2 separate regions of the Homo sapiens genome follow, and region 2 is linked to region 1. Evidence: read pairs that join two places in POLR2A ChIA-PET (ENCODE). Cell type or tissue: OCI-LY7. All regions are shown on one strand. Links, peaks and the distances in the headings refer to the core of each region. The heading gives the core; the rest is flanking DNA. Region 1 overlaps LINC02227 (long intergenic non-protein coding RNA 2227). Region 2 has its middle 270 kb from the start of LINC02227.

Region 1 (9,293 bases), core at 2,560-7,559:
CTCAGGATCTCCAGTCTCCTAGTCAGAGGCCCTGTGTTCCAACCTGGGGTCTCTCTTAAGTAGTCCAGGCCTCTGGACCTTGGTTTCTTTATCTTTAAAATGGGCATAATAAATATTTATTTTAACAAGATTCCTGTTAGCATCCAATGAGTTACCTGATGTGAAAGCATTTCACAAATGGCTATGCAGATGCTGACTGGGTTAATGATCAGGCACATCACCCTCTCTACCCCTGCCAATATTCAACTACCCAGGGCATCTCTGCCTGGAAAAGGCTTTGCCTGGAAGTCCTCCACACTTCTCCACTCAGATTAATTATGGAGTGTGGGTGTGCCTGTGGAGGAGAGGGTGTGGATGGTTTGTCTTTGCAGCAGCCCCACTGCTGATAGCAGAAAAGCTTTAGCTGAGTTTGAAATGGGATAAAAAGGGAGAGAAAAAAAACAACCAACAGCTAAAGCTGCTATCAAACTCACAGAGGCCCTTAATGGTGATTTAATGCTGGAAGATCTAGCTTGCCACAAGACTGTGACAGGACTGTATTTTTTTCTGTCAGGGTTAGGTGAGTGGTAGTGTGGCCGCATTTAAAGGCGACAGAGAGGGGTTGGTGGAAGGGGCATTAATCACGTACCTTGGAGCATGGTCTGGACTATAAGCGGAATTAAAGGGACAGGGAGACCAGGAGATGACTGAGGAATGACCCTTGGGGCTGAACATTATCAAGGAAACACAAAAAGGAGGGCAGATCCACCCTTTGCCTGCACTTACTCCTCTCATTTGTATACCTAAGATCCTCGTCCCTGCATCCCTCACACTAGTTCCAGCAAAGCCTTTACAGAGGCAATTTAGTGTCCCTGGTGGTTCCAGATGTGGTCTCAGCATGCAAAAGATCAGGATTCAGAAGCACCACATGCACACCTTACAGTGTCTAGTTAACTCTTCCTTTCACCTTTTGCACATCTAAATACTTTTGAAAAACATACTCAGATTTAATATTTAACCCCAGAAACTACCCAGTACTGTGCACATACCAGCATGCATTTGTTCATTCACTTATCAAACACTATTTGCACTGCCTATTATGTGCCAGGCACTGTGCTAGGCCCAGGGGATGCAAAATTGAGTGACATACGGTACCTGCCCTCAAGGAGAACCCAGCCCATCAGAGAAGCATAATTGGAGGAGAAGGCTTATTTGAACTTGGAAAATCAGAAACTGTTTCCTGGAGGAAGTAGCATCTGAGCTGAGGCATGCAGGATGAGGGGGCTGAGAAGCATGCACAGGCACAGAGGTAAGAAGCAGCATGGTGTGTGGGGAAACGGGTGTAGCTGGAGACACAGGGAAGAGAACCGAGGGGCTGGAGAAGAGTCTGAAAGGAAGGCAGGACTCAGTCACGGTGGACAGGTGGGAGCTTGTAAGCCAATTAGAGGAGTCTGCAGGTGGTGTGAGACCAGCAAGGGCTTAAGCAGAGAGGTATTATGGTTTAGTTTTCTCCACCTCTACGACTGGCACCACCCACCTGCTTGTGCCAAAAACCTGAGTCAACCTCGTACTCATCCACCTCCCTCCTTTCTCTGCATAGCCAATCCATTAGAAAATCCTATACATTCTTCCCCTAGTACACAGCCACTGGTCTTCACCTCACTGCCCCCATACCTCCCAAAGCCATCTCCTAAGAGCTCCCTACTGCCACTCTGGCGTATCCCTGTTCTCCCCTGCAGACAAAGTCTTCTTTTCTAAACATAAATCAGAAAGCATCTCTTTTCTGCTGAAAACTTCCCAAGGGCTTCCTGAGGGCTAAAATCTCAGCATCTATCTCCTTGTGCTCCACAGTGCTTTATGTAATCAGGCCTCTGCCCACCCCTTTGGCCTCCATTCCCTGAACCCGGGCTCACCCACCCCGCCCTGGCCATGTGGAAGCACCTGCCGCTCCTTCAATAACGGGCACTCAGGCCCAACTCACATCTCACTGCCTTTGCCCTGATCATCCTCTGCTTAGTACTCCTCTGTCTCACATCATCCCATGATTCACTCTCAGTTTATTCAGATCTGTGTTCAAACGTCTCCCTTTCAGAGTGGCTTTGTCCAGGCTTACTAAAATACCCAACCACTACCCCAAGCCCCACCATCCATTTCTGTCTCTTATTCAGCTTTACTTTGGGAGGCTGAGGTGAGTGGATCACTTGAGGTCAGAAGTTCAAGACCAGCCTGGCCAACATGGTGAAACCCCCTCTCTACCAAAAATGCAAAAATTAGCCGACGTGGTGGTGGGCGCCTGAATCCAAGCTACTCAGGAGTCTGAGGCAGGAGAATCGCTTAAACCCAGGAGGCGGAAGTTGCAGTAAGCCGAGATTGCGACACTGCACTCCAGCCTGGGTGACAGAGTGAGACTCCATCTCAAAAAACAAAAAACAAACTAACAAAAAAACACTTATCCAACCTTAAATTGCATTGCTTGTGTATTTGTTACTCTCTTATTCTCTGTCTTCCCTTCTAAAATGTTCCATGAGCGAAGACAAATATGTCTATCTCGTTCACCGCCACATCCTCATCCTTTAGAACCATGGTCTCGGCTCATAGAAGGTACCAAAAAAAAAAACAAAAAAAAAGTTTGTTGAGGTGGAGCATACAGGAAATGAGGAAATGAGCATGTTTAAGGTAAGATGATGAATCCCCTTTTGGAATGGTTGTGGTATCTAAGATCCAGGCTCCATAGCTAAATTCAAATTTTTCTCTACTCTTCTGCACCCACGCCTCTCCCTCACACAAACCCAGATCCTGAGACCACTTTCTAAGGTCTTTAAAAAATAGTATTTCACCTCTCTGAATCCCATCTGTAAAACAGGAGTAATGAGACTTCCTTAAAAGGTAGCTATGAGGAGCCAATGAAAGAATATCAGTGAGATTTACTCCACAGGCCTGATGACAGATTTAGACTCCAGGAGATCATCACAGGATATTTTAATTTGATGGATACATAAATATTATTATACTATATTCTGATATTTAATATTTATTTGAATTTAATGCTTTTTTCCACTAGACTATAAAGACTAATTCTTACTCTTTTTATGCTTCTTCATTTCCCTACCCCAGTGCCGAGCACAGTGTTTACTGTTTATTTCACAGAAAACAAAGAGCTTCTGCTCCAGAATCAGGAGCGCTCGGGAATTTTTGGCTTTGTTAGAGCCAAGACCCAGCAGGACACACTGATTCTCTGACTGCCCCATCTCCAGGATCCGATTAATCCTCCTCAACTCCCTAATCTCCTGTTCCCAGACCTCTCTGCTCCTGACCACAAAAGCTACTGAATCCTTCATCTCAGTCATTACTTCTTAGAACATGTGCTTATAAGGATATGCATGTCTCTCTCTGTCTCTCCATACTGACATGGTCCTAGGCTGAGGTCAAAATCAGACACACTTCTCTCTTCCAATGTTATACACACACACACACACACACACACTTTTCTTATTCCAATATATCCTTTTGAAAAAATTAAAGCAAAGCTGTATATGCTATGTGAATGTTGATTTTTTTAAGATGTAATAGAGCTGGTAAATCATTCCTTTTTGTGACTTGGGCAGAAGTCAAATGGGCAGAAGGCATTCTTTTTCACAGTTGCATATCTTTCATGGTAAGCCATCCCTGAGTTTACTAAACAGATTTTCTACCAATTAGCATTTTGATTATTTCTTAGTTTTTGTTATTCAAAATTCACTGTATACATAGATGGGCATAACTGTAGGATGGATTCCCACAAGAAGACTGGCAATTGTAGGTATGCTGGAAATTTGGGTTTCTATTGCCAAAAAAATTGCACCAATTTAAATTCCAAACAATAGTATATGAGTGGCTGTCTTTCCAGTATTATCAAGTTTTTTATAACTTTGCAAATCTGCTAAGTGAAAAACAAAATCTCATTTTTGAGAATTTCTACCTTTTTTGTGAGGAAAGCTGAGCATCCTTTTGTATGTTAATACTGTTAATACTTCTTTTATTTGGACTAGTTCATATTATTGGCTCGTTTTTCTTTTGGGTTGCTAATTTTGTTTTCTGATTTGCCAGCACTCTGAAAAATTAAGACAATTAGTCCTTTATCTGCCATATCTGGTACGAATGTTTTTCTAATTTAGTATTGATTATAGTATTTTTTTCCATGCAGAACTTCAAAAATTTTAGATAGTCAAATCTGTCAGTCTTTTTTATGGCATTTGGGTTTTGTTTCTTCTTTAGAAAGCTCTTTTGTATGTCAAGATCACAAAAGCATTTCATCACTTTTCCTTTTAGTGATTTGTATGGTTTCTGCTAATTTTTTTTACATTTAATTCATTAATCCATGTGGAGCTTTGCATTACTTTTCTATTACTGCATAACAAGTTATCAAAAACTTAGCAGCTTAAACTGACATACATATATTATCTCACAGTTTCTGTTGATCAAGACTCTGGCCATAGCTTAACTAGGGCCTCTTCTTAGGGTTTCATAGGCTGTGACCAAGGTGATGGCCAGGACTGTGTTCTCATCAGAGGCTCAACTGGGGAAGGATCCACTTCCAAGCTCCCTCACTTTGTTGTCTGAATTCATTTTCTGATGCTGTAAGATTTATGGCATCTTGCCTTATCAAAACCAATAAAGGAGAGAAGGAAGAAAGGAGGAAGGAAAAAAGAGAGAGAAAGGTGAGACTCTAGAAAAATAGGCATTACACTTTTATGTAATCACATACATGTGATCACTTACAACCTATAATCTTTGCCACATTCTAGTGGTTAGAAATAAGTATCTGGTCCTGCCCACACTCAAAAGGATTACACAAAGGTATGAATACCAGGAGGTGGGAATCATAGAGACTGCTTTATAGACTGTCACTCATAGGGACTGTTTTATAGACTGTCACTCACAAATTTATTTTGGTAGAAGGAGTAAGGTAGGGATATAAATTTTTAGATGGTTAGCCAGATGTCTCAGTATCACTTATTAGATTATCTAACTTTCCCATACTGATTAGAAATTTTACTTCTGTTTAAGACAGAGACTTAAATGTCACAAACTAGGTAATTTCTCCTTCTTCTCTCATTTCATGTACACATCTGTGATACCAGAAATGCAGTTTGTCAATCTGATATTCAGCTTATTGGGCATAAAAAGAACATATATTCCCAGAGACAATCATTGTTATAGTTTCTGTCACATTCATATAGATATAATATATAGTCTTTAGTCATATTTATATCTACATACATATCTAGCTATAAATTAAGGTTGAGGGAAAGAAAATGAAGAGAGGTCATTCATTATCTCATTCTCTTCCTTGCAAGAGGTGCATATTCCCAGCAGGGCCCAGACAACCTCTGGCAAATTCAAGCATCTGTTAGAAAACACTAAATCAGTCAGCTTAGTCAAGAGCTTACACAAGTCATGCTCAAAAATGAGCCAAACTCAGGACCAAAATGGGGAAGTGGCTAAACAACAGGTAGGCCAGAAACACCTCTGGGGAGATGAGCACATTTTAAAGAAGAGGGCATAGATAAAAAGGGATGGAGAGTCTGGTAGGAAAGCCACTGCTAGTAAATCCTATGTATGTGAACTACCACAATATTCACTTGTGCCTTTGTGATTAGGATCCTGTTATGTTTGTTAAAATTAATACTTTCTGTGACCACTTTACATTTCATACTGGAGTCTGTGACCACCCATTAAAACCAATGTCATTGTCTCTCAGAAGCAGGTGATGGAAAGAGGATGAAGCATGTTCTAGCCATGAGATTCCCTGAAAAAATGTCCATCATCTCTATTGTTATGACAACCTATTCCCACTATGCTACAACCTTTATGAAAGAGGCTGCTTGTGTCCTGTGAATTAGTGGAATTTTTGTAATATTACTTGTTGTTAAATTACATATATATATATACATATATATATACACACACACAAACATATATAATGCAATAGTAGCATGCTATGCACAATTTTCTGCACTTTGATTTTTTCACAGTATGGAAAAATATGTATATGTAAAACACACACACATACACACACACATATGTATCATAGCATGGTTTCATGTTAGCACTGTACAACTGCCTCATATTTTTGCTTCATATTTTAATAGTTACATAATATTGATCAGAGGTAATATACTTTATGTAACCATCTGCTATTAAAGGCCATTTGGTCTATTTCCCATCCTTTGCTTTTAGAATAATTCTTTAATAAATGACTCCATACTTCACAACACAGTGTTAATTCATAATCCTTTTAGAAATTAATAAGAAATTATTTCTAACAAAATTTATGTTGTTTCTATCATGGATTGCCATCTGTCAAAAAGCATTACTATACAACAATTATCGAACTGAGGTACAAAGAAGAGGTCCACACTGATAGTCACTGGCAGAAACTAACATATAAACATGTTGTATTTGGCCCACACCATTGTTTTTCAAAGTGGAATGAATCATCAGCATTAAAATCATCCACGTGTTGATGTAGTTTAGAAATCACATCAAAATCAATATGTAGGGTGTCTCTTGAATAACTAAATACTTAGCGTTTAGAGGTCAGACTAGTCATGTAAATAATGAGAGAGGAAGTATTTGAGGATAAGACAATGGGGAGTAGTGGTGAGTGTGGGCTCACATTCTTGCACAATAGTAGTTGCTGGAGGTGCATAAGAGCTGCTCAACTCAGATGTGAATGGGCTTCCTGAGTCCACCACACAACCAAAATGGCGACCAAGGTTGCTCCATGTCTTTGAAGTTGTAACAGTTATCAGTTTTCATAACACATTCTGTATTTTCTCCTCCACAGCAGAGTCTAGAAAAAAAGTGAAATATTTTTTGTATTCAAATAAACTCGAAATAGTGGGAGGAAGAAAACTAGGTCCACACTCACCACCACTCCCTATTGCCTTATACTCAGATGATGCTTCTTTCATTTACAGGACTAGTCTGGCCTCTGAGTGCATTTGAGTTTCCAACTGCATATTTAAAAGAAACAGGCCTTCCCCAAAGTCAAACAGTCCAAAAGCTGCATGTTATTTTCCTTCTTTCTTTATTAAATACCCCCTCCATTTGTCAACTTTTTTGATGTTTGGACTGGAAAGCATTATTTGTTTTTTAATACCATTTCTTTAAAAAAAAAATCCTGAGTCTGTCCAACAGACTTTACAGCTAAAGTAGCCAGTCCGTTGATTCTGGAGGAAGAGCAGCTGGCAAAACTAATCAATGTTGGGCATTTGCATTTTTTTTTCCTTTTTTATGGTCTCCCCTGGTGCTGGGAGATTGGTTTTCTGTGTTGGAAGGAGAGCATGGAGAGCATCTGCTGTCTCCTGGTCTAGTGCATAGTAAAGAAGAGCGCGTGGTGCAGAATTCATCTACCAAATATCCCAACAGGTTAACCAGTTCTGGAGTGAGGAAGTCACAGCTCTTGCTTTTGAAGGTTCTCTGTATTGAGTATAAAAGATTCTGTGCTTCTGAGAATAAGAAATTTCTCTTCAATTTCACTCTATATACTCTAGGCAGCAAGATGATGCTTCTTAGACATGATGGTCTCCTACTGACGAGGTACTGACAAGAAAAAAAAATTAAATTCAAGAATGAACTTGAGAAAAATAAACATATGCATGCTCGTGAAAACTGGCAGCAATGTAATGTTCACTACAAGTTAGTAAGGGTTTTCTATCTTCCAGGTATTGAGCCTAGTGCTATGTGTGCAGTATCTCATTTAATTCTCTCAACACTGAAAGATAGGTGCTTGTTAACCCTGCTTTATAGATGTAGAAACTGAAGATCAGAAAGGCACAGTGATTTCTGCAAGGGCTCTGAGTTTGTAAATGACAGAGCTGGGATTCATCTATGTCTTTCTGCCTCCCTTACACCCTCATCTAAATCACTGGAAAGCTTCTTTTGTAGAGCAAGCATTCTACAAAGAGGTTTGCACTGGATTCTCAATGAGGACCACTGGGTGTCTTCTCTTTGGAATCTATAATGCTGCTGACGATAATCATTCAGGAAGGAACCGTTTGATCCTATCCTTTATGTAATTTTTTTTCCTTCCACATATTCTTCACAAGAAGCAAGCTATTGTTGGCCGCCTTCTCCTCAAACAACACACAATTGAAGTAGCTACCCCATGACCTCACTTCTAGTTTGAAAGGTTTTTTTGTTTTATTGGCCACTTTTCTTCCTGGCACTTCTAAGCTCTCCTTGATGTCCTAAAAAGTTAAGTCACTACTCACTAGCACTCGCTGCTGACAGCACACCATTCACTGCAACTCCTTGGCAAGAGGTCAGAGAGCCACATGTACCTCAGGTCACCTGTCCTGTAATCTATGAAGCTGAAATTCAGGCTCTACATCTACTTCTGTCCAAAAAAGCATTTAGTTATATTATTGTTTTAATAATTTTTTTAGTTTGCTTACAGTAAAATTCACTCTGTGGCATATAGTTCTATGAATTTTAACAAATGCATGCCATTGTGTAAGAATTTGGCAAGAAAACTACCGCAATCAAGATACAGAATACTTCCTTCCTCCCCAAACTAGTTCCTAATTTTATCCCTTTGATGTCACCAGCCTCCAGCTCCTAACTCCTGCAGCCACGGATACTTCTGTGTTCCCTATAAATGTACTCTTTTCCATAATGCCATGTAAAATGTAATCATGCATTGGGTATAGCTTCTTTCATTCAGCATATGCATTTGAGTATGCTGAATTGTACAGCTCAAATGATATGTGTTGAAGGAGTTGAGAGCAGGAGAGCCATTAAGGAAACTTTCATGTTGGTTCAAACAGTCTAGCATAGAATTCTTGGAGAACATATTCCATTAGTTTAAGCTAATTATAAGCTTGCTGCCTGCTATTTGAGATTGCATTTGAAATTTGTCCATACTTTTGTGTGTATCAGTAGTCTACTCCTTTTTACCGATGAGTAATATTCCACTGTATGGATGTTTCACCGATTGTTAATTTATGTACCATTGAGGGACATTTGAGTTGTTTCCAGTTTTTGATGATGACGATTAAAGCTGCTATAAACCTTTTTGCACAGGGTTTTTGTATATAAGTTTTTATTTTATTTATGTAAATACCCGGGAATAGGATTTCTGGATCATATGGTAAATTTGTGTTTAATTTTTTGAGACCCTGCCAATCTACTTTCCAAAGTGACTGTAACATTTTGCATTTTCAGTAGCAATAAATGAGAGTTCCAGTTGTTTTACATACTTGTCAGCACTTGATACTGGCAGGTTTCTTTTTTGTTTTTGTTTTGTTTAGCTATCCTAATAGGTGTGA
Region 2 (9,293 bases), core at 2,354-7,353, 310 kb before region 1:
ATCTGCAGGGCAAAGGCTTAGCACTGCTGTCAGGGAAGAGGATAAAGATGAGAGGTGGGTAATGTAGGGGCACAGGGAAGGAGAAAAAAAGAAATATTTCCTATGCACCAACATCACTTAGTAGTAAGATCCTACTAAGCCCCTTCAGAGTTAAAAAATACAAATGTAACAGGTTTCAGAGAAATGAGATTAGGTGTAATTTAGATATGATGAATTCATTTACAAGTTGGACTGCTAGGAGTCCCCATTTTCATTCAGAATGAGAAATCTCATGAAATAACTTACTTACCCAGATAGTTAGGTGGTTACTATCTGCCAGTTGCTGACCTAGAAGCTGGTGTGAGAGCCATTGGATGTAGACAATAACCCAGTATAAAACCAAAAGCAAATTAGTAAGTTCACATGTAATTACACATTGGGAAGAGTCCTGTGAGAGAAACTGGCAAGATATTGGACACTTCATCTTACTGATGCTGGGATTGGCCATGGGCTTGCTACAGCCTGGGGGAATAGGTGGTAAGATACTGACAAAGGTCTTAGATGCGACTGTGAAGTCTGTCCTGGTTCTTTTTTTTTTTTTTTGAGACGGAGTCTCGCTCTGTCGCCCAGGCCGGACTGCGGACTGCAGTGGCGCAATCTCGGCTCACTGCAAGCTCCGCTTCCCGGGTTCACGCCATTCTCCTGCCTCAAGCCTCCCGAGTAGCTGGGACTACAGGCGCCCGCCACAGCGCCCGGCTAATTTTTTGTATTTTTAGTAGAGGCGGGGTTTCACCTTGTTAGCCAGGATGGTCTCGATCTCCTGACGTCATGATCCACCCGCCTCGGCCTCCCAAAGTGCTGGGATTACAGGCGTTGTCCTGGTTCTTACACTGCAGAGATTGGCCACGAGAAGGGCTTCCCCATGGAAGCTGTTGAAACTCCAACCTGAGTTCTGAAATGTCCACACCTAAAACAGGTATGAGCACAGTGACATCCTGGAGCTAATCTCTGCTGCCCCTCAACTGGGAGCAATCACCCAGCCATGCCTGCAATATCAGCCGTTCCTCAGACCTACTGCCCTGCAAATTTGCAAGCTTGAGAATTAACACTTACTGTTAATTCTTGACCTTCGAGGTAACTTGTTGAATGCCATGATTGTGGCAATAGCTGACTGAGGCTGAAATAGAAACCTAGAAGTAGGCATGGTTGTTAAGAAAAACCTGAAAAGATGTTTTCAAACTCAGTGGTGAGTGTTGAGGAAACAACAAAAGTAGTTTAGTAGTTTAGAAAAATTGTGACCTGTGTCATGCAACGGTGAAACATTTAGTAAAAGTAGTACCTGTGATCATCTGGAAAGGAAGACATGTACCTGTTGAACTTAGAAATGGAATATTAAAAGCCTGAACTGGCTGTAGGTAGCCACACTTGATAAGGTACTACATGAAAGAGATGAGCTCAGAAAAGAGCTGTCCAGTTTACAAATACAGTTGAGAGAGTACACAGAGAACTCAGAAAATCTGGGACATACTACACTGGAAAATGATACTGTTTCTCATCTCCAGAATTTTCATCCAGTGAAATATCCTCAAAGAAAATACAGCCCAAGGGCAAAGACCAAAATAAGGACATGGCCTTTCAGATATAGCCTAGGAGCCTATTCCAAATAAAAAGTGTGCCCATCACACCCTTTGTTAAGACCTCCCAAAGGATTGAAGTGGAACCTAGTCGATTCTTCCAAACGGACAAAGGGGATCCTAGAAAGATCACGTAGAAGCCTGAGGTACCTAAATTAAAATTTTATTTCACTTAAGGGTAAAATAAAAAAGAACGGGTCCCCAGAGGGCAGAACCAAGACCTGTGGAAAACAATTGTGTAAGGATCCACTTCAAGGAAGCAGAATTAGGGTGAAGCATGTAGTTCCCCACTCCACTGATGTCGGGCTAGCCACGTGACTTGCTTGGACCAATGGAATGAAAATGGATACACTGTGAATGGAAGCCATGTGGCTTGCTCAATACGGCTTTGGTCTGGCAGCATTATTGTGGTAATAGGTGACATACTGATTCTTGCTCTCAGACAGAATTTGGACCATCTGAACATAATTGACTCTGAACACCCAATTAAAATAACCTCTTTCATGTCACCTTCTCTAACATCACCATTTTCTATATTCTTCATAGCCCTTTTCCCTCTCTGGAATTATCTCATGTGTATATTTGCTTATTTGCAAGCATTCTTATTTATTGCCATATCTGAGCACCTAGAACTGTTTCTTGCACATAGTAATACTGAATAGATGCCCTTTGATTTCCCTCTCAAGGATTCTATAATTTTTGTAAGCACAGGTTGTACTGGGGATATTATGAAGACGTTTGGTTTTCACCTTCAATAGTGCCTCAAAACACTGATTATAATTTGTGTAAAGCGCATCTTGACCTGGGATAGTTACAACTCACTGGGAAACCTATATGTGCTCTAATTAATTATATCTGAATAAGATCAGCAAGTGGAACCATCTCTGAGTAACTTGGAGTAACTGAGTAACTCTAAATAACCAAGTAATCCAGGAGACAGAAAATACTTTCTGCCTGAGTTATGAGGAGCAGGACTACTAGAGTGTTATTTCCAGTATACCTATCTTAAATGTTTTCATTGTTGATAAGGCTGTCTATATCAGGCAAAATAAAAACTACTGTAAATAATCATGGAAATATGACACAATAAACCTCACCTATAAGGAACAAAACCCAAGAAATGCCAAGGTTTAGTTCTCAGGAGCCCTCATTGTCCCTCTACATTTGTTCTCAACATGAAGCTCTCTCAAGATTGGGTTGATTCTTTTCTTCACTCAACAGGTATTATGGAAAGTGCTGAGAAAACTGTGGCAAGCAAAGCCAGAGGTGGTTTTTGCCCTCAAGGAACTTTCCACCTAGTGAAAGAGCCAAACATTGATCAGATATTTATGTAACTAAATACAGTATATTAAGGTGTTTTGAGGGCTAGTTTGGAGGACAGGAAACCAAGAGAGCATCGAGTTAGAGACTGACCCTGCTTGGGCGATCAAGGATGTTTTTCTCGGAGAAAATGGAGTTCAAGCTGAGATCTGAAGGATGATTTAGGCAAGAAAAACACTAATGGGAGATTGAATATCATACGCAAAGGACCTGAAAAAGATCAGTGTGGGTGGAGCAAGGGAAAGAGAGGTGAAAGATAAAGCTAGACACGCAGCAAGGCTCAGACTATGCAGAGCCTTGTGTAGGCCAGTCAGGAGTTTGAGTCTTATCTAGAGAGTAAAACTACCAGCTTCCAAGACACTCAGGAAGGCATTGTTGACAAATATCGAGGGCACTTGGATAGTAGTTCTCAAACAACACCCCTCCGCTGGTGAATGCCTCTGGACTGAAACACAGCAGAGTTGTTTACCTCCTCTTGCCCAGAATGCCATGTGTCAACTTGTAAGAGTTGGTTCACCTTTACCTTTCCATGAAGCCCGCTATGGTGTAAGCAATACTCATCAGACCTCGTAAGGCTTGATATTTATTTTATTTCAACTATCACTCTTTTTTGTCAAGTGTAGTCTCACACACAGCAGGTAAACCTTAATGGTTTAAGGAATAAATAGAAAATTGACGGGCTCACACCCATTAGCTAATGGATTACTAAGCAAAAGGGACTGCCTTCCACCCCAGTGCACTTAGCCCAGGGTTGCTAGGAATGTTAAAGACGACAAGCTAACACTCCACCTTCACTCCACGGGCCCAGGGGAAGGGAACTCAAACTCAAATATGGCTCCTTTGATAGACAGGTCAATGAATGTGGCTATCATTGTGTAATCACATATCTTAGCATTTATTTATTATCGACTGCACAACACATTCTGGAAATGTATTGGAGACATTTGACCTGCCAAGTTGGAACGTTTGTTGGCTACAGCCTGGCAGACAGAAGGACCCTGATGGGAGAATCACTCAGCCATCTTGCTTTTACTCACCGCATTGGTGTCCCAATCATTCATGGGAAAATATGTAAGAAAAATCAGCCTATTTTAAATACATCTCCTTGGAAGTAAAGGTGCGTGACATTCTGTTATCTGGAATGCTCCTCACCTTTGTAAATTAGCCACCCCACATGTTGTGCTGAGACCTCCTTTCCACAGTCTTTAATCAGTTGTTTCAGATATATGTGTCTCATTAGCATCTGAGCAATGCAATCACTTTTTTAGCCTGAATCTCATGATTTTATTGGGCTATTAAGAGCTTGATTTGTGGGCAGTGGGAACAGCAAGACAATCCATGCCATTGATCACATTATCCACGAGGTATCCAGCAGAACGGAGAAACCAGCAACCCACACAGAATGGTGGGAATGTAAATTAGTTCAATCACTATGGAGAACAGTTTGGAGGTTCTTCAAAAATCTAAAAATTGAGCTCCTATATGATCCCAGCAATCCGCCTACTGGGCAAATATTCAAAAGAAAGGAAATCAGTATATTGAAGAGATATCTGTACTCTAATGTGGTGTTGGGGAGAGCCAGCACATGCTTGGCCTCAGAACGCCAGGCCATGCAGCAACCCAAGCAGTGACTGTGGCCTGTGCCATCACCCTCTGACACCTCAGCTTGGTCCATCTGGGAGTGGAGAGGAAGGGGATGAAAACTGCCTGCTTCCAAATGGAGTTTTCCACATGTTAAACTGAAAAATACGTTTACAGGTAAAGGAACCACAAAACATAGTAAAAGGATCACAATGCTATTTCCTATGAGGCTGTCACTCAGAAAAATCAGCAGCTAATGATCCACCTCTTCTGCGTTGCTCTAACCCAACACTAAAGAGTTATAGACTCTTAGAAGATAAAGGTATAAGCTTAGAGATTATTTTTCAAATGCCCTCACTTACAGGATGAAAAGGCAGACTCAGGGAGGGGAAGCATCTTGCCTATCATCACGCAACAAGAACAGAGCTTGCACAAGCCTCAGCATCCCCATTCCCAGCACAAGAGTTGGCTGTTTCTCTCTCTCTGTACTTCTCTAGTTTCTGGGTCAGTGAAAATAAAGATCTGTAAAGGCAATTTTTAAAGTTGAGAAGTGGAATAAAAAGGCAAATGTCCTCTTCTCATTGCGTGGTACACCTACAATAATAGCAAAGAAATATTAGCATATATCATTTTAAGAAAACTCATGTAATTCCTCATTTGTGAAGTCAACTTAATGGTTCACCTAGTAATATATGTATGGAATTTTCTGGAGGGATTAGGAGAAAATAACCAGCAAACAGTCAAACCTAGGCTCCTTCTTTTTAGCATTCTGCCCATCTGATGAAATGAGATGTCCTGGAGGAATTTGGAAGCTGGGAAATACCTCCATCTCAGCAAACACAAATGGTGATGCATTTACTAACTGCCTCTTTGCATCTCTTCTTGTTCTGTTCTCTATTACCAGTAAGTGTGGTCTTCCTAAATCACGAATAAGATTATGTAAAGCTCCATCTCCTTCAATAGCTTCCCATAACACTCAGAATGAAGCACCTGCCGCTTCTCATAGCCGCAAAGCCTTACATGATAAGAGCCCTGCTTATCTCTCCAAGCATATCTTATACCCATCTCCCACCTGCTCATGTCCCCTCTGTATGCCCTGCTCTTTCCCACTTCAGGACCTTCGTACATGCTCTTTCCTCTGTCTGGAAGGGTCTATTCTTTTTCTTTGTATGTCTGGTAACCTCTCCATCAGGACTTGGCTCACATGTCAGTTTCTCAAATGAACAATCCCTGAATCTCCCAAACAGGAATCCTTTCCTGATCCGGATATTCTCTACCCTAAGCCCTGTGTTTCTTTCTTCCAGTACTTATCTCTAGCTCTGATAATTTTATTTTTCTGTTTATTTGTACTTCCCACTAGAATTCAGGTACTGATAAAGGCAGAAACAATGTCTGTACTGTTCACAGTTATAACCTCAATGTATAGTACAGTGCCTGGTATGACACAGACATTTAGGAAGTATTTGGGGGGGAATAATGACACTGATGATTAGTACTTTCATACTAAACAGTTCCTTTTAACAGTCTTTTAGATCATTTACATGGCCAGTTATAGTCTGTAAATTAGCACTGTGATTAAAAACATGAGCTTTGGGCTGGGCACGGTGGCTCATGCCTGTAATCCCAGCACTCTGAGAGGCCAAGATGGGTGGATCACTTGAGGCCAGGGGTTCAAGACCAGCCTGGCCAATATTGTGAGACCCCATCTCTACTAAAAATACAAAAAAAAAAAAAAATTAGACAGGCGTGGTGGTGAATGCCTGTAATCTCAGTTACATGGGAGGCTGAGGCAGGAGAATCACTTGAACCTGGGAGATGGTGGTTGCAGTGAGCCAAGATCATGCCACTGCACTCCAGCCTTGGTGACGGAGTGAGATCCTGTCTCAAAATACAAACAAACAAACAAAAACCATGAGCTTTGGAATCAGACACGGTTCTGCTCCCACCTGACGGCTCAGTGGCCTTATGCAAATTAAAGGACTTCTCTAAGCTTCTGGATCCTATGTGTGAGGACCTACTTTAGGAGTAGAGAAGAGCAGGGACTGTGATTATTACGTTACACAGAGTAATTGAGACTTACCACTTGCCCAGTGGATCAAGAGCTATAATTTAATTTCCCAGGACTGGCTGGTACAGCAAGGTGATTGGCAGGGTTTTCCCAGAGGCTGCACCTCTAATGCAAAGGCAGTGGCAAGGGCTGCTATGGAGGTCACAATGCCAGATAGAGCCTCCAGAGCTTTCAGGGGATATTCTGAGGCTCTGTCAAGCCGGCAACTTCCTTTCTTTTCTTTTCCTTTTAAGTGATCTAGGGAGAGTTTTTTCTGAGGGAGTCTTTGTTCATTTAGAGAGAGAAACTTAATTCTCTAGTCTGTCTTCTATGCCACTTCCTATCTGATTTCTTTTAGTCTCTCCAGTCCACAGATTGACAACATAATAATAAGGTCAAGAAGAAGAGGAAGAAGTTCTCATTTCCCTGATATCATTCTGACCTTCTTTGATGTGCCTCTCCCTTTCAATAATGCAAACTATACATTGTGTTTTCCTTTTTACTTTGGCCTCTAGGGAGCTCAGGAGAAAGTCTGAAGTTCAACCACAAAATTTGACCAAATAGCATCCCCTCTTCAATGTCAATTCTCATAATTCCAAACTTTATTTTATTTATCTTCCTACACATATTAATATGCTATAGTGGGAACTGTCTTAAATTTTTAAAATATATTGGATATAAGTTATAGAAAACTTAACTTAAAAGGTAGGGCATGGTGGCGCATGCCTGTAATCCCAGCACTTTGGGAGGCCAAGGTGGGCAGATCAGGAGGTCAAGAGGTCGAGACCATCCTGGCCAACATTGTGAAACCTCTTCTTTACTAAAAATATAAAAATTAGCTTGGCGTGGTGGTATGTGCCTGTAGTCCCAGCTACTCAGGAGGCTGAGGCAAGAGAATCTCTTGAACCTGGGAGGCGGAGGTTGCAGTGAGCTGAGATCACGCCACTGCCCTCCAGCCTGGTGACAGAGCGAGACTGCATCTCAAAAATAATAATAATAATAATAATAATATTAATAATGATAATTAACTTAAAGAAAAAATATATCTACTGTTTCTTCTCTCAATTGTTCTGCTCCCCCAGTGAGATGACAGGAAGAATTTCTCTCTCTGCCATCTTTTAATTTTGACTGTAAACTATCACTTCAGTCCATTCTACTTCATTTTCAGAGCAGTAATATTACAGACTTCTTATAAGAAGAAACATGTGCTAGTGGCAGTGCATGGAAATACAAGCTGAGTGCTAAAGTCAAAGAGACAAGTAAAGGAAACACAATATTTACTAGGTGCTAGGTGTTTTGCACACATTAGTTCATCTACACTTTCTAACAACACTAAAGCCGTTCACACATGAGGGCCCGGAAGCTTAGAAAAGTTCTTTAATTTGTCTAAGGCCACTGAGCTGTTAGGTGAGAGCAGAACTGGGTCTGATTCCAAAGCTCGTGTTTTTAATCACAGTGCTAATTCAAAGACTATAACTGCCCGTGTACATGATCTAAAAGACTGTTAAAAGGAATTGCTTAGTAAAAAAATACTAATTGCCAGCATTAACTATGTACATTGTTCTCATTGGCTGTTTTAGAAAAGTTATTTAAACAGTCTCTAGGCAAAAGAAAAGTTAAGTAAACTGGGATTTTGCAACTAATCCAAAAAAGCATGGATAGTTGGTTCAATGGTATCTGTACATGCTTTTTCTTCCAGATTTTCTCTTCTGCAAAACATTTCCTACGGTGGTCCATGTCGCATATTTTTAAAATGGCTGCAAGAGGATGCAAAGTTGAGAAAAAAGGAGTTCCTTTCAGGCTTGTGTGTCCTTAGGGGAACGAAGAGGATTGTGGGCAATAACAAAATGTTTGGGAAAGGAATCAGGATGAGAACAAGGAGGCTTAGGAAGAGTTAGGCTTCCTATTGAAGTCAGATCTTCTGGACTCGAGGAGGAGAGAGTGGAGAAGAGGTGGTGAGGCAGGAACACCAAGGGTCCCAGAGACGGGCTCTGTTCTCTGCTTCCTGGGGCAGAGCCTCGGAGTACCCCAACGCCAGCAGGGAATGAGGGAAGATCACGCATACAGACAACCAGGAGATCCATATCCAAGGGAGAAACCTGGTCACAGAATAGCACTCCTGCCCTCAGGTGGTACAGAAGCAGACAAGTCAATTGCCAGTGCTGGAGGGATAAGATGGAATCAGAAATCTCTCAGCAGTAGCCAGCGTGGATTCCAACTAAGGATCGCCAGGCCACATCCGGCTCAGGAAAGGTTGTCTGGAGGATCAGAGAGCTGATCTTCCAAAGGTCTGGGAACCATGTGGATTGCTGGAATTAAAGCTCACCCTTGGGGAAAAGGAATTGGAAAAACAACTCATTTTGACAGAGATTAGGTTTCTGCCTCATCAGTGGGGATCAGTCTTGAAACCAAAACTGAGCTTAGAGAAAGGGAAAGCTCAGCTTCTTGCACCTCTGAGAATGTGGTCTTTAAACTGCACCTGCTTTGCTCATTTCCACAGGGCTCCTGATGATTCACTACATGTAGGCTCAACTCCCAAATACAGTCTCTGAGCTGCATTAGCCACTGGGTGGGGAATGAAAAACAGCCTCATTCCACATCCTCATGGTCCTGGAGGGGAACAGTCTTCATATAAATATACACAAGAAACTCCAGTCTTCAGACATCTGAGCTTTTTAGCCCGCATAATCATAACACCTCCGAGAGCAGGGATGTCTCTATCAGTGTGTGGG

The links. Peaks named below come from ENCODE experiments on the same cell type or tissue, not always from the same donor. Only the 100,000 strongest peaks of a DNase experiment are listed, where the experiment ranks them.
Region 2: POLR2A ChIA-PET joins it to region 1 with 5 read pairs; 2 of 35 experiments call an interaction of 5 or more read pairs at or near these places.

The regions. Positions count from the first base shown.
Region 1 is chr5:158,373,046-158,382,338 of GRCh38, reverse strand. All of the region lies in intron 1 of LINC02227 (long intergenic non-protein coding RNA 2227), which reads left to right. Among named protein-coding and RNA genes, the nearest start is that of LINC02227, 32 kb to the left of the region's middle. In OCI-LY7, for the core only: no CTCF peak of the experiment used is centred there; a DNase peak (open chromatin) is centred at 5,438.
Region 2 is chr5:158,679,078-158,688,370 of GRCh38, reverse strand. No RefSeq gene overlaps it. Among named protein-coding and RNA genes, the nearest start is that of LINC02227, 270 kb to the right of the region's middle. In OCI-LY7, for the core only: no CTCF peak of the experiment used is centred there; no DNase peak of the experiment used is centred there.